2 separate regions of the Homo sapiens genome follow, and region 1 is linked to region 2. Evidence: chromatin loops called from intact Hi-C (ENCODE). Cell type or tissue: OCI-LY7. All regions are shown on one strand. Each heading gives the region's core, and the rest is flanking DNA. Links, peaks and the distances in the headings are about the cores only.

The links. Hi-C counts contacts between places; a loop is a spot of excess contacts. Peaks named below come from ENCODE experiments on the same cell type or tissue, not always from the same donor. Only the 100,000 strongest peaks of a DNase experiment are listed, where the experiment ranks them.
Region 1: it touches region 2 in a loop (2.8-fold over the local background); 2 of 110 quality-filtered maps call a loop at or near these places.

The regions. Positions count from the first base shown.
Region 1 is chr16:46,976,774-46,983,258 of GRCh38, forward strand. DNAJA2-DT (DNAJA2 divergent transcript) reads left to right here. Exons shown (of 2, transcript NR_186372.1): 2 at 1,832-2,210. Among named protein-coding and RNA genes, the nearest start is that of DNAJA2-DT, 6.2 kb to the left of the region's middle. In OCI-LY7, for the core only: a CTCF peak has its summit at 3,147; no DNase peak of the experiment used is centred there.
Region 2 is chr16:47,490,799-47,495,798 of GRCh38, forward strand. All of the region lies in intron 1 of PHKB (phosphorylase kinase regulatory subunit beta), which reads left to right. Among named protein-coding and RNA genes, the nearest start is that of PHKB, 32 kb to the left of the region's middle. RefSeq lists enhancers at 1,305-1,827, 2,119-2,188. In OCI-LY7, for the core only: no CTCF peak of the experiment used is centred there; DNase peaks (open chromatin) are centred at 1,723, 1,993, 2,303, 2,753 and 3 weaker places; H3K4me3 peaks cover 3,611 bases; H3K27ac peaks cover 4,418 bases.

The DNA.
Region 1 (6,485 bases), core at 700-5,699, 510 kb before region 2:
GTCACAGTACACCTGAGCGCTGCAGTGATCTAAAGTTTGAGGCGGCAGTGATTTCAGATTTCTGCCAGGCTTATATTGGTGTTCAATTCCTTTGCTTTGATTTAGTATGCTTGTGTAACTGTGAAGGGTTGGGATGGAGAGGAGGTGGATATGGACTGGGACGGGGGGTATAGGAACTGTAGTATTTTTGAAGACCATTGATACTGTTCACAAGTAATTGGGAACTGTGTAATCCATTACTTAGACAACTCCAGATATATCATTGAGGCAGTCAGAAAATAGTTTTGCTTTCTGCTTTAACTAGGTTTGAATGTATAGAGTAAGTGATGCAGGTTAAAATATTTTGGGGGGATACAGAAGAAGGTACTGATGGTTCTTGTTATGAGGGTGTCAGGACCACATAATTTGATGATTGTTGGTACTCTGGAAAGAAAAAATTGTGGGACTTGGATCACTGAATAATCTCTGAATTTCTTTCAGTGCTTAAAGTAGATTATTCAGTGATGGGGCAGCACAGTTGTATGTGGTAGGTATTTCTAGCCCCACTGCTGGCCTTTCAAACCCAGTCGTGTCAAACCCTGCCTTATTAATTAGCATTTTCCAAAGGTTCAGTTTGCTTATATAATTGCAGTGGTATAGTAAGCAGAGAAATTGACCCAATAAATTTAGCCATCTAACAATTAGTGTGGGAAAAATAGTGGAGAAGATATGTCTATTGTGATAATATGAGATATGAATATGAATATATATGTTTTCCACATATATGTGTATATATATACACACACCTCATTACCACTGTAATATATATATAATATATACATAATATACATAAAGGCCAGGCGTGGTGGCTTATGCGCGTAATCCCAGCACTTTGGGAGGCCAAGGTGGGTGGATCACGAGGTCAGGAGATCGAGACCATCCTGGCTAACACGGTGAAACCCCGTCTCTACTAGAAATACAAAAAATTAGCCGGGCGTGGTGGTGGGCACCTGTAGTCCCAGCTACTTGGGAGGCTGGGGCAGGAGAATGGCGTGAACCCGGGAGGCCAAGCTTGCAGTGAGCGGAGATCGCACCACTGCACTCCAGCTTGGGCAACAGAGCGAGACTCCATCTCAAAAAAAAAATTCGATTAGCCTGGACAACATAGCAAGACCCGTCTCTACAAAAATTTTTTAAAATTAGCTGGGGCTGGGGAGTGGTGGCTCATACCTGTAATCCCAGCACTTCAAGAGGCCGAGGTGGTAGGATAATTTGAGACCAGCCTGGGCAACATAGCGAGTTGTTTTTTTTTTTTTTTTTTGAGACGGAATCTCACTCTGTCACCCAGGCTGGAGTGCAGTGGCACGATCTTGGCTCACTGCAATCTCTGCCTCCCAGGTTCAAGTGATTATCCTGCCTCAGCCTCCCGAGTAGCTGGAACTACAGGTGTTTGCCACCATGCTGGGCAAATTTTTTGTATTTCTAGTAGAGATGGGGTTTCACCATGTTGGCCAGGCTGGTCTCGAACTCCTGACCTCAAGTGATCTGCCTGCCTCGGCCTCCCAAAGTGCTAAGATTACAGGTGTGAGCCACTATGCCCGGCCCGCAAGATCTTATCTCTAAAAAAAAGAAGAAAGAAAAAATTAGCTGGGTGTTGTGCACCTGTCATCCTAGCTATTTGAGAGGCTCAGGTGGGAGAATCACTTGAGCCCGAGAGTTGAAAGTTACAGTGAACTATGATTGTGCCACTGCCCTCCATCCTGGGTGACAGAGTGAGACCCTATCTTTAAAAAAATATATTTTTAATTATGAGAAGAGAAGGAATTATCTGACCTATCTTGTCTGATTGTAGGTCATGAGACTTCCATTTCTGAAGGGGTCCTGTTCCATATCCTCAAGAAGGGAGTGCTGCACAGAGAGGCCATGAGGAATCTAAGCAGACAGGCCTTGCTGGGTTTCCCCACTCAGTCTGTTAATATTAGATCATACCTTTTTGTCCAGTCACATTTTTACATGGTTGTCAATTATGCCTGTCCAGTAAAGTCTCCATAAAAGGCCCAAGAAGACAGAGTTGGAGTTCCTGGATAGCTGAACATGTGGAGGTTCCTGGAGGGTGGGGCACCTGGGCATAAAAGCTCTGAGCCCCTTCCCTCATACCTTGCTCTGTGCATCCCTCCATCTGTATCCTTTGTAACATTCCTTATAATAAATTGGTAAATGTGTTTCCCAGAGTCCTGTGAGCCACTGTAGCAAAATTAATCAAACCCAAGGAAGGGTTCATGGGAACCCTAATTTCTATTCAGCTGGTCAGAGACACAGGTGAAACAACCTGGGGCTTGCTATTGGTATCAGAAGTGAGGCGACTGAGCCCTCAACCTGTGGGATCTGATGCTACCAAGTAGATAGTGTCAGAATTGAGTTGGAGGTCACCTACCTGGTGTCTACTGTATAATTGATTGCTTGCTTGTTGGTGGGGAGAAATCCCCACATATTTGGTCACAGAAGTCTTCTGTGTTAATTGAGTGCGAGAATCTGAATCTGAGTTTTTTTCACTTATCTATAGATTCATTCATTCAACAAATATGTGTTGTGGACCCTCCTATGTGGCAGGCACTGTTTGGTAGGATAGGGGACAGCCATAAACGAAACAAAATCGCTGCCTTTACAGAATGTACATCTAGTGGGGAAGGCAGGCAGTAAATAAGTAAATACATAGCATATCAGATGGTATTATGTGCTGTAGAGAAAACGAGAGTATTGGGGTTGGGAACAATTTTTATTTAAGGTGTTTGAGGAAGGTGACATTTGAACAGTGATCTAGAGGAAGCAGGGCCTTGAGGATATGTGAGAAAACAATTGCTGAGGCAGTGGGCCTGCAAAGGCCCTAAGGCAGAGCATGCCTGGTTTGTTAGAGGAAGGAGGCCAGTATGACTGGGTAGCAGCAAGGTAGGGAGATCTTGGAAAGAGCTCACATCAGAGAGGTTGTCGGGGACTCAATCAGGTCCACTATAAAGACTTTGATGTTTACTCTGAGTGAGCTGGGAAGCTGTTAAAGGGTTTTGGTTTTTTTGTTTTTTGTTTTTTTTTTTTTGAGATAGAGTCTTGCTCTGTCACCCAGACTGAAGTGCAATGGCGCCATCTCCACTCATTGCACCCTCCACTTCCTGGGCTCAAGTGATTCTCCAGCCTCAGCCTCTTGAGTAGCTGGGACTATAGGCATGTACCACCAATGCCTGGCTAATTTTTATATTTTTTGTAGAGACAGGGTTTTGCCGTGTTGCCCAGGCTGGTCTCGAAACTCCTAAGCTCAAAGTGATCCGCCTGCTTCAGCCCCACAAAATGCTGGGATTACATGTGTTAGCCACCACTCCTGGCTATGCTATTAAAGGATTTTGATTAGAGGAGAGACATAAGTGCATTTTAAACACATCATTCTGTTAGCTGTGTTGAGAACCTATTGTAATAAAACCTAGGTGAGAGGTGACTTGGGCCAAGATAGAAGATGTTGAGTTGGTGAGGAATCGGCTTCTGGATATATTTTCACCTTTGAACTGATAGAATTAGATGTTGGGCAGAAATGAGGGCAGGGTGAAAATAAAAGTTCATGTTAATTTATTAACATTCAAGGAAATATTTTTTAAATTAAATTTATTTTTGAGACAAGGTCTCACTGTATCACTCAGGCTGGAGTACAGTGGCAAGATCAAAGCTCACTGCAGCCTCAAACTCCTTAGCTCAAGCAGTCCTCCCACCTCAACCTCCTGAGTTGTGTGCCAACTCACACTTGGCTAATATTTTTATTTTTTGTAGAGACAGGGTCTTGCTCTGTTGCCCAGGCTGGTCTCAAACTCGTACGGTTTTTTGTTTTGTTTTTTTTTTTTTTATGAGACAGAGTTTCGCTCTTGTCGCCCATGCTGGAGTGGAATGGTGTGGTCTCGGCTCACTGCAACCTCCACCTCCCGGGCTCAAGCGATTCTCCTGCCTCAGCCTCCCAAGTAGTGGGGATTACAGGCACCTGCCACCATGCCTGGCTGATTTTTGTAATTTTTTAGTAGAGATGGGGTTTCACCATGTTGGCCAGGCTGGTCTTGAACTCCAGACCTCAGGTGATTTGCCCACTTCGGCCTCCCAAAGTGCTGGGATACAGGTGTGAGCCACTGTGCCCGGTCCAATGTTTTAATGTATGTATAATATACATTGTGGAATGATTATACCAAACTGACATATCCATCACCTTACATACTTATTTTTTTTGTAGTGAGAACATTTAAAATCTGTTCTTTTAGCAATTTTAAAATATACAATACATTATTGTTGACTACGGTTACCATGTTGTGCAACAGATCTTAAAACATTATCTTCCTGTCAAACTGAAAGTGTACACTTTGGTCAACATCTCCTCATTCCTCCTCTCCTCACAGCCTCTGATAACCACAACTATACTTCCATAAGATTTTTAGATCCCATATGTAAGCAAGATCATGTGGTATTTGTCTTTCTGTGCCTGGCTTATTTCACTTAGCATAATGTTCTCCAGGTTCAATTCTTTTGTTACAAATGACCAAATTTCCCTCTTTTTTGTCCGGGTGTGGTGGCTCACGCCTGTAATCCCAGCACTTTGGGAGGCCAAGGAGGCTGATCACCTGAGGTCAGGAGTTCAAGACCAGCCTGGCCAACACAGTGAAACCCCATCTCTACTAAAAATAAAAAAATTAGGCCGGGTGTAGTGGCTCAGGCTTCTAAACCCAGCACTTTGGGAGGCCGAGGCATGTGGATCACCTGAAGTCAGGAGTTTGTGTCCAGCCTGGCCAACACGGTGAAACCTTGTCTCTACTAAAAATACAAAAATTAGCTGGGCATGGTGGCACACTTCTGTAATCCCAGCTACTCGGGGGGCTGAGGCAGGAGAATCGCTTGAACCTGGCAGAGGTTGCAGTGAGCCGAGATTGCGCCACTGCACTCCAGTCTGGGTGACAGAGCAAGACTCCATCTCAGGAAAAACAAAACAAAACAAAAAAATTATCCGGTTGTGGTGGCATGTGCCTGTAAACCCAGCTACTTGGTAGGCTGAGGCAGGAGAATCGCTTGACCCTGGGAGACAGAGGTTGCAGTGAGCTGTGATTGCATCACTGCGCTCCAGCCTGGGCAACAGAGCAAGACTCCATCTCAAAAACAAGGCAGAATTTCCCTCTTATTAATAACTGAATAGTATTCCAGTGTGTGTGTGTGTGTGTGTGTGTGTGTGTGTGTGTGTGTATCACATTTTCTTTTCCATTCATCCATTGATGGACACTTAGGTTGGTTCCATGTCTTGGCTATTCTGAATAATGCTTCAGTGAACATAGGAGTGCAGACATCTCATTGACATACTGATTTCAGTTCTTTTGGATATACACCCAGAAGTGGGATTACTGGGTCTTATGGTAGTTCTGTTTTTAGTTTTTTGAGGAACATCCATGCTGTTCTCCATAGTGGCTGTACTAATTTACATTCCTACCAACAGTGTGCAAGGGTTTGCTTTTGTCCACATCCTTGCCAACTCGTTATTGGATAAATATTAAGCAGTTTGATTTTTTTTTTCCATTGCCCTGGCTGGAGTACAATGGTGCAATCATAGCTCACCGCAGCCTCAAACTCCTGGGCTCAAGCAGTCCTCCTACCTCGGCCTCCCAAAGTGTTGGGATTACAGCCACTGCACTCAGCCAAGCAGCTGGGCTTGTAAGAATAGAGTTGAAAGGGGCAGGTGTTCAAACTGGAGATGTAAATTTGGGAATCCCCTCAACATATTGCCAGTGTATAAAGAAGTAAGACCTAGGACAGTTCACTGACTGCTCATCAGAACCCCTAGGGGAACTTTTAAAAATGCTATTTTCTGGGTCTGTCCTCCCAGAAATCGTGACCGAATTGATCTGAGGTAAGGTGAGGGCATTGTATTTTTTTAAATAGTCTAAGGTTATCCTATATTTGAACATTTTTGAAAAAAAATTTTGCACATGAAGAACACATGATGTTGTTCTGACATACAGTCTTTAAAATATTTATTTTTTTTTTGAGACGGAGTTTCGCTCTTGCTCAGGCTGGAGTGCAATGGTACGATCTCGGCTCACTGCAACCTCTGCCTCCCAGGTTCAAGCAGTTCTCCTGCCTCAGTCTCCCGAGTAGCTGGGATTACAGGCATGTGCCACCACGCCCTACTAATTTTGTGTTTTTAGTAGAGATGGGGTTTCTCCATGTTGGTCATGCTGGTCTCAAACTCCTGACCTCAGGTGATCCACCCGCCTCGGCCTCCCAAAGTGCTGGGATTACAGGTGTGAGCCACCGTGCCCTGCCTAAAATATTTGTTTTAAAGTCAGAATAGGCTGGGCATGGTGACTCACGCCTGTAATCCCAGCACTTTGGGAGGCTGAGGCAGGCAGATCACTTGAGGCCAGGAGTTCAAGACCAATGTAGTCAACATGGAGAAACCCTGTCTCTACTAAAAATACAAAAATTAGCTGGGTGTGGTG
Region 2 (5,000 bases), core at 1-5,000:
TGTGCTTTCATTCCAATGCTCAACCCACAGAGAAACCACATAATAACCCCCAGAACCTAGTCAACATGTTCACACAGAAAGCCTCTTCTGCAAGAATCATTTCCACGATCCTTCTGCCACTTGTTTGAACCTTCAGCTTTACCTTATCTAATTCAAAACAATTCTTTAACCCTAGCCAATACTTTACATTTTCCTATCTTCTAATAATCTTTCATTAAAAACACATTTTACTGTTCTTATACACCTAGCATGTAAATCTATTTCCAGTAGTTTCAATTATGTGTTTTAATGGTACCTCCTAGCAATTTGAACTTTAATGTAAATCCTGGCAAGTTGTTTTAATTGTGTGCCAGATACAGCCAGCATAATTGACTCCTTCCAGCATAAGTAAGGGTGTGGTTAATTCTATATGTCTATAAGGGGACAGACATATAGTTCTATATGTTTGTAAGGAAGTATATGTCCCTTACAGACATATAGAACTATGTCTATATGTCAATTGCCTTACCAGTTGTGAAGCAAGCAAGTCAAATAGTTCTTAAAACCCAAAAGGCAGTTTGTAACCTTAAAACATTTAGTGAGCCTAGTATCTAACCTGCATAATTTAGTCCTCCTATTTACATATTGGTGACATCTGCATTTTACTAATAATCTTTAAGGCTGTTGTTATTTCCCAAAGATTAAAGTCACGTGAACTAAAAGGTACCATAGCTTTTATCTTCCCTTTAAAAAATATTTCATCCAAGCACTTTTCTTCCTTTAGGCCAATTACTTAGAGGTCTTTTTATAGACATCACACTCAACACATATATAGCTACACTGACAGGCAGACTAGAAGAAGATTCAGTAGTTGCAAGACCTTTCATTTGCCAGTCTTTATGTATCTCTCATAATGTGAAGTAATTTCTGATACTCCCAAAAGTAAAAAATGCCAGATAACACAATGCAAAACAGAACAGAACCCTAAATTCTGAGAGGGATTTATCCACTTCCAGTTCCTGGGGTTTCATGAGGAAAACAGAGGTTTTTTGCAAAATGGGGTATCTGGCGCCCCGTGTTTTTCCCAAGGAGTCCCAGGCTGTTGGAGCTTGAATATCTGCTTTTAATTAAACTGACTTTTAGCCATAGCACTCTTTAATAAGGTCCTTTTAAAATTTCTTAATACCTGACTTTAGCCAGGCCAAACAGCTGATATTTCTGGCTTTCAAACTTTACTAAAGGCTCAGAGAAAGAAAATCCAAGTCAGTTTGTGGAGGGGCAGGGAATCAAAAAATGGCAAAGGTCCTGCAGATATCAAACTAGAAAGAACTCATTTCCTAAGGCAGGATTGAACTCCTGGCTGCCATTGTAAAATGGTGAGGCTAGAACAAAACATTGCCACGTGGTTGCAGGCCTTGCTCCCAAGGATGTAAAACAGAATGGAGGCCTGCCACAAAGTTTGCTATGGAAAGATGGACAAAGTACACTAGATTGGCTACAGATTAAGACCAGCCTCACAAATCCTTTTTCACAATTAAAACTCTACTGAGAATATAAACAGTGATCCTTATCATTCCTAGCCTAGTTAAAATGTCTTCTAAAAGGAAAAAAAAGCTAATTTAAAAGTCAACTGCTGATCTGGTGGAGAAAAGGAAAGAAAAAACCAGTTTAAAATGCCTAAAGAGGAACCTCTTATTTTTATGCAAATGGATGCCTCCATCAGTGAGAAAGACTTCATTACTGTTCAAGGGAGTGGGACCTTCTGGCTGGGGGAGCGGAAGGCTCTATGGATGCATGGCAGGGAGAGCTGCCTGCTGTTGGGCACCCTTGGTTCACGCACCCCAGCCTTGGCAGGGAGGGGAGGGTGGCGGGAGCTGCTGCTCGCCCTTCCGTCACAAAAAAGAAAGGAAAATGCCATGGAGACTGAGGCTGACCTTCTCAACACCTGGGAGTGACAGGGGTTGGGGCATGGTTTCCCCTGCCCTCAGAAGTCTGAGGATGAAAAGGCTTAAAAATGAGATAAAAATAGATTTGGTTTGCATCTCACTCACCCTTTCTTAAGCCCCACGTTGGGTGCTAAACTGTTGTAGGACTTTCTCCTTAGTTCACCTAAAAATGGGGTCCTTGTCACACAACCATGAGAGATTAGGCTTGCAGGCACTTTAAAGGGCAAGAAAAATTTATCGGGCAAAAAGGAAAACAAAGGTAAACAGAGAGTCTCAGCAAAGCCAAAGTCTTGCTAGCTGGCTTCCGCCTCATAGATTGAATCCTAGGTACCACCCTGGAACAGGGGAGATCAGGCTCCTCCCTCTGGCAAACAGTGCGCACTTCCTGAGGCTCCACCCCGTTGCACACTCCTCCCAGTGTGCAGGCCAGTTGGAAGTTCTCTGGGGACCTCTTTATGCTTGCTGTCTCATTCCTGAAATGAGGCCAGTACACCAGGAGCAGGAGGGGGGAAGGGAAGAGCAGTTAGAATAAACAGAAAGAGGAAGAGGAACAATTTCAGCAGCACTTTTCATTTTAAAAGTCACTTTATAAAATTTTACATTTTCCTTTTGCAAAGAAATAACTTTGTCAGAACCTCTTTTAGAAACTTCTAAGTATCATTGAAAATAGCTCTCCTAGTTATTTTATTTTAGAGCTAGCTTTTTAAAATTGAGAGTACAGATAAACTAGTTGAGGTATTTTAAAAGTACACTATTTCGACCGTTGTAATTTGGGGTCGTCTTTAGTTACGTGTGACCAGTTTTCTAAATGTTAGCATGAAGAGGCACCATAAGCATTAAATATAAATCCAGCTGGTGTTTCTAAAGGTGGGTCACCCTTTAAGGACAAAGTCTAGGTTTTAGAGATAGTTGTCCATAATTTTCGTTTTCCTTCCTGAATGACCAGAAACCTAGTGGGACTCATGAGAGCCTTTTATTATTTTGGTCACTCAAGAACATTTTAGATTTATCAATTGAACCAAGCTTCAGAATTTAACTGGTTTTTAAAATTACATGTTTTTCACTTAAGCCTCAAAGATTCACTTCCTCTTTTCAAAGACCAAAGTTTAAACTATAGAAAAGGTTGAAAAACTCCAACTAGTAGTTCAAAATAAAACCTTAACTTCAGAGAAAAATGAAAGTCACAAATCCGAGGTCAACAGATCTCTAGAGAATAACAAATGAAACTCTTGCCTTTTATAGAGCTTCACTTCCAACCTCAACTAGTTAAGAATATGTACAAATTGAATAAAGTCTTAATCCTTAATCAAGCCAGGAGGATTCAGATCCCAACAGGGGCCTTAGCAGAGATTCCTGCTGACTTTGGCAAGGTTGGGTGAAGGAGGACTTATCGTATTGGTACCAAGGTGCTGATTGCTGGTAAAGTGGTGGGGCTCTCTAGAGGTCCACTTCCGATCTCATCTAGGGTACCAAAATGTTAACCTTAAATAACTAGATTCCGAAAATGTGATTCATTATAGAGTATTCAAGCCTAAATCTATGTGGAAGCATAGATAGAAGCTGCCCTGAATATATCTTCTGATTAGCATCAGTTACAGGTGGATTTTAAAGGAAAGAGGCAGCTTCTAAGTTGTGTTTCCAGTAACTTATATTAATATAATAAAAGTTATTGATTAGCTCTATATTGTTCTTTGTATCACAAATTCCAGGAACTGGAAGATAATGGGTAAGGCAGCTAGTCAGGAACAAAAATGCCTGTAAACATGGCCCTTGGGTGTGGGTGCATAGGAAGGAAAGTGTGATTGAAGTCCCTTACTCTTGTCTTCCTGAGCCTGGTAAGTTTTGCATACCTCACCTAGCTCAGTCTGCTCTGAGCTATTTTTCTCCTATCATTGATAAGTTTTATTTTACTTTGTGATGTTTGCGTATAGACATAATGCGAATGGGAAAAGCATGGAAAAGAAAAATTAACATTTTACAATTTCATTTCAATTGGAACATTTAGTAGAATTTTCTGTTATTTTGTAGCTCTTTAATTTGCTTTGGGAATTCATGCTCTATTAATTGCTGTCTCCATTTTTACTGGCATTGATGCTTTCCAGATGTCCTATTTTTGTTTAAAATGTTAACATTGATTACTTTTCCTTTGACTTAGATTTGTGGTATTGTTTACCATAAATTGTGTAGAACATCCTTGTTAATTGTGTAGAACATCCTTGTTTAATTTTATGTAGTTACTTTAGAAACAATACAATGATGATCACTAAAATAATAACATTTATCTAACCAAGCTGTTCTTGACTTATCATGGGCGTTCTTTGAATGTATAATTTAGATGATTTTACTTTTACCCTTTTCTGCTATGCTTTGAACATCTTCTATTTTTCCTCTTACTGAATAGATACTTATTTTCTTGAGAGGTCTGATTTTCCTTTTGTTTATTTATTGTTGCCTCTAACAGAACTCCTTTTTTTTTTTTTTTAAGAAAAATTAGATGACAGAATCACTATAGTCCCTTAGTTCTTAAATATCCTAGCACTTTTAAAAATAAATATTTTTAAATCTAAAATCTTGGTATAAATATCATCAAAACAATCTCTCAAAATCAATTCACCTACCATTGTAATGCAGGTTGATTTAAGTTTGCATATTCTATATCCATATGCTCATGTATCATTTAATTTTAATGGAATTATATACTCAGCTCTTGGTGATTTATGTTTTGTATGTAAAGCAAAATACTACCTCTACTAATAGAGATCTAAATAAAAACAGAAATGTTACCCGCAATTCTTCCACCTCAGCAAAGGTGTCCCCTTTAATTTTTATATATACATATGCACAATTTATAAATTATGATTATTTGTACCTAATTTATTTTCTTTCATAGTGAATGAGCTTCACTGGGAGTGTATAGACTCCTAGAGCTTATTACCTTATGCTCTAGCAGTGGCATATTACTCCTTTCTGATTGCCAGGCTACCCATATGCTTATACCTGCCTGGAGCTAGTTGAATACAGGAAGGCAAGGGCATGACTGGAGGGGGCTGGGTCCTTTCCTTTGAAGCAGGAAAG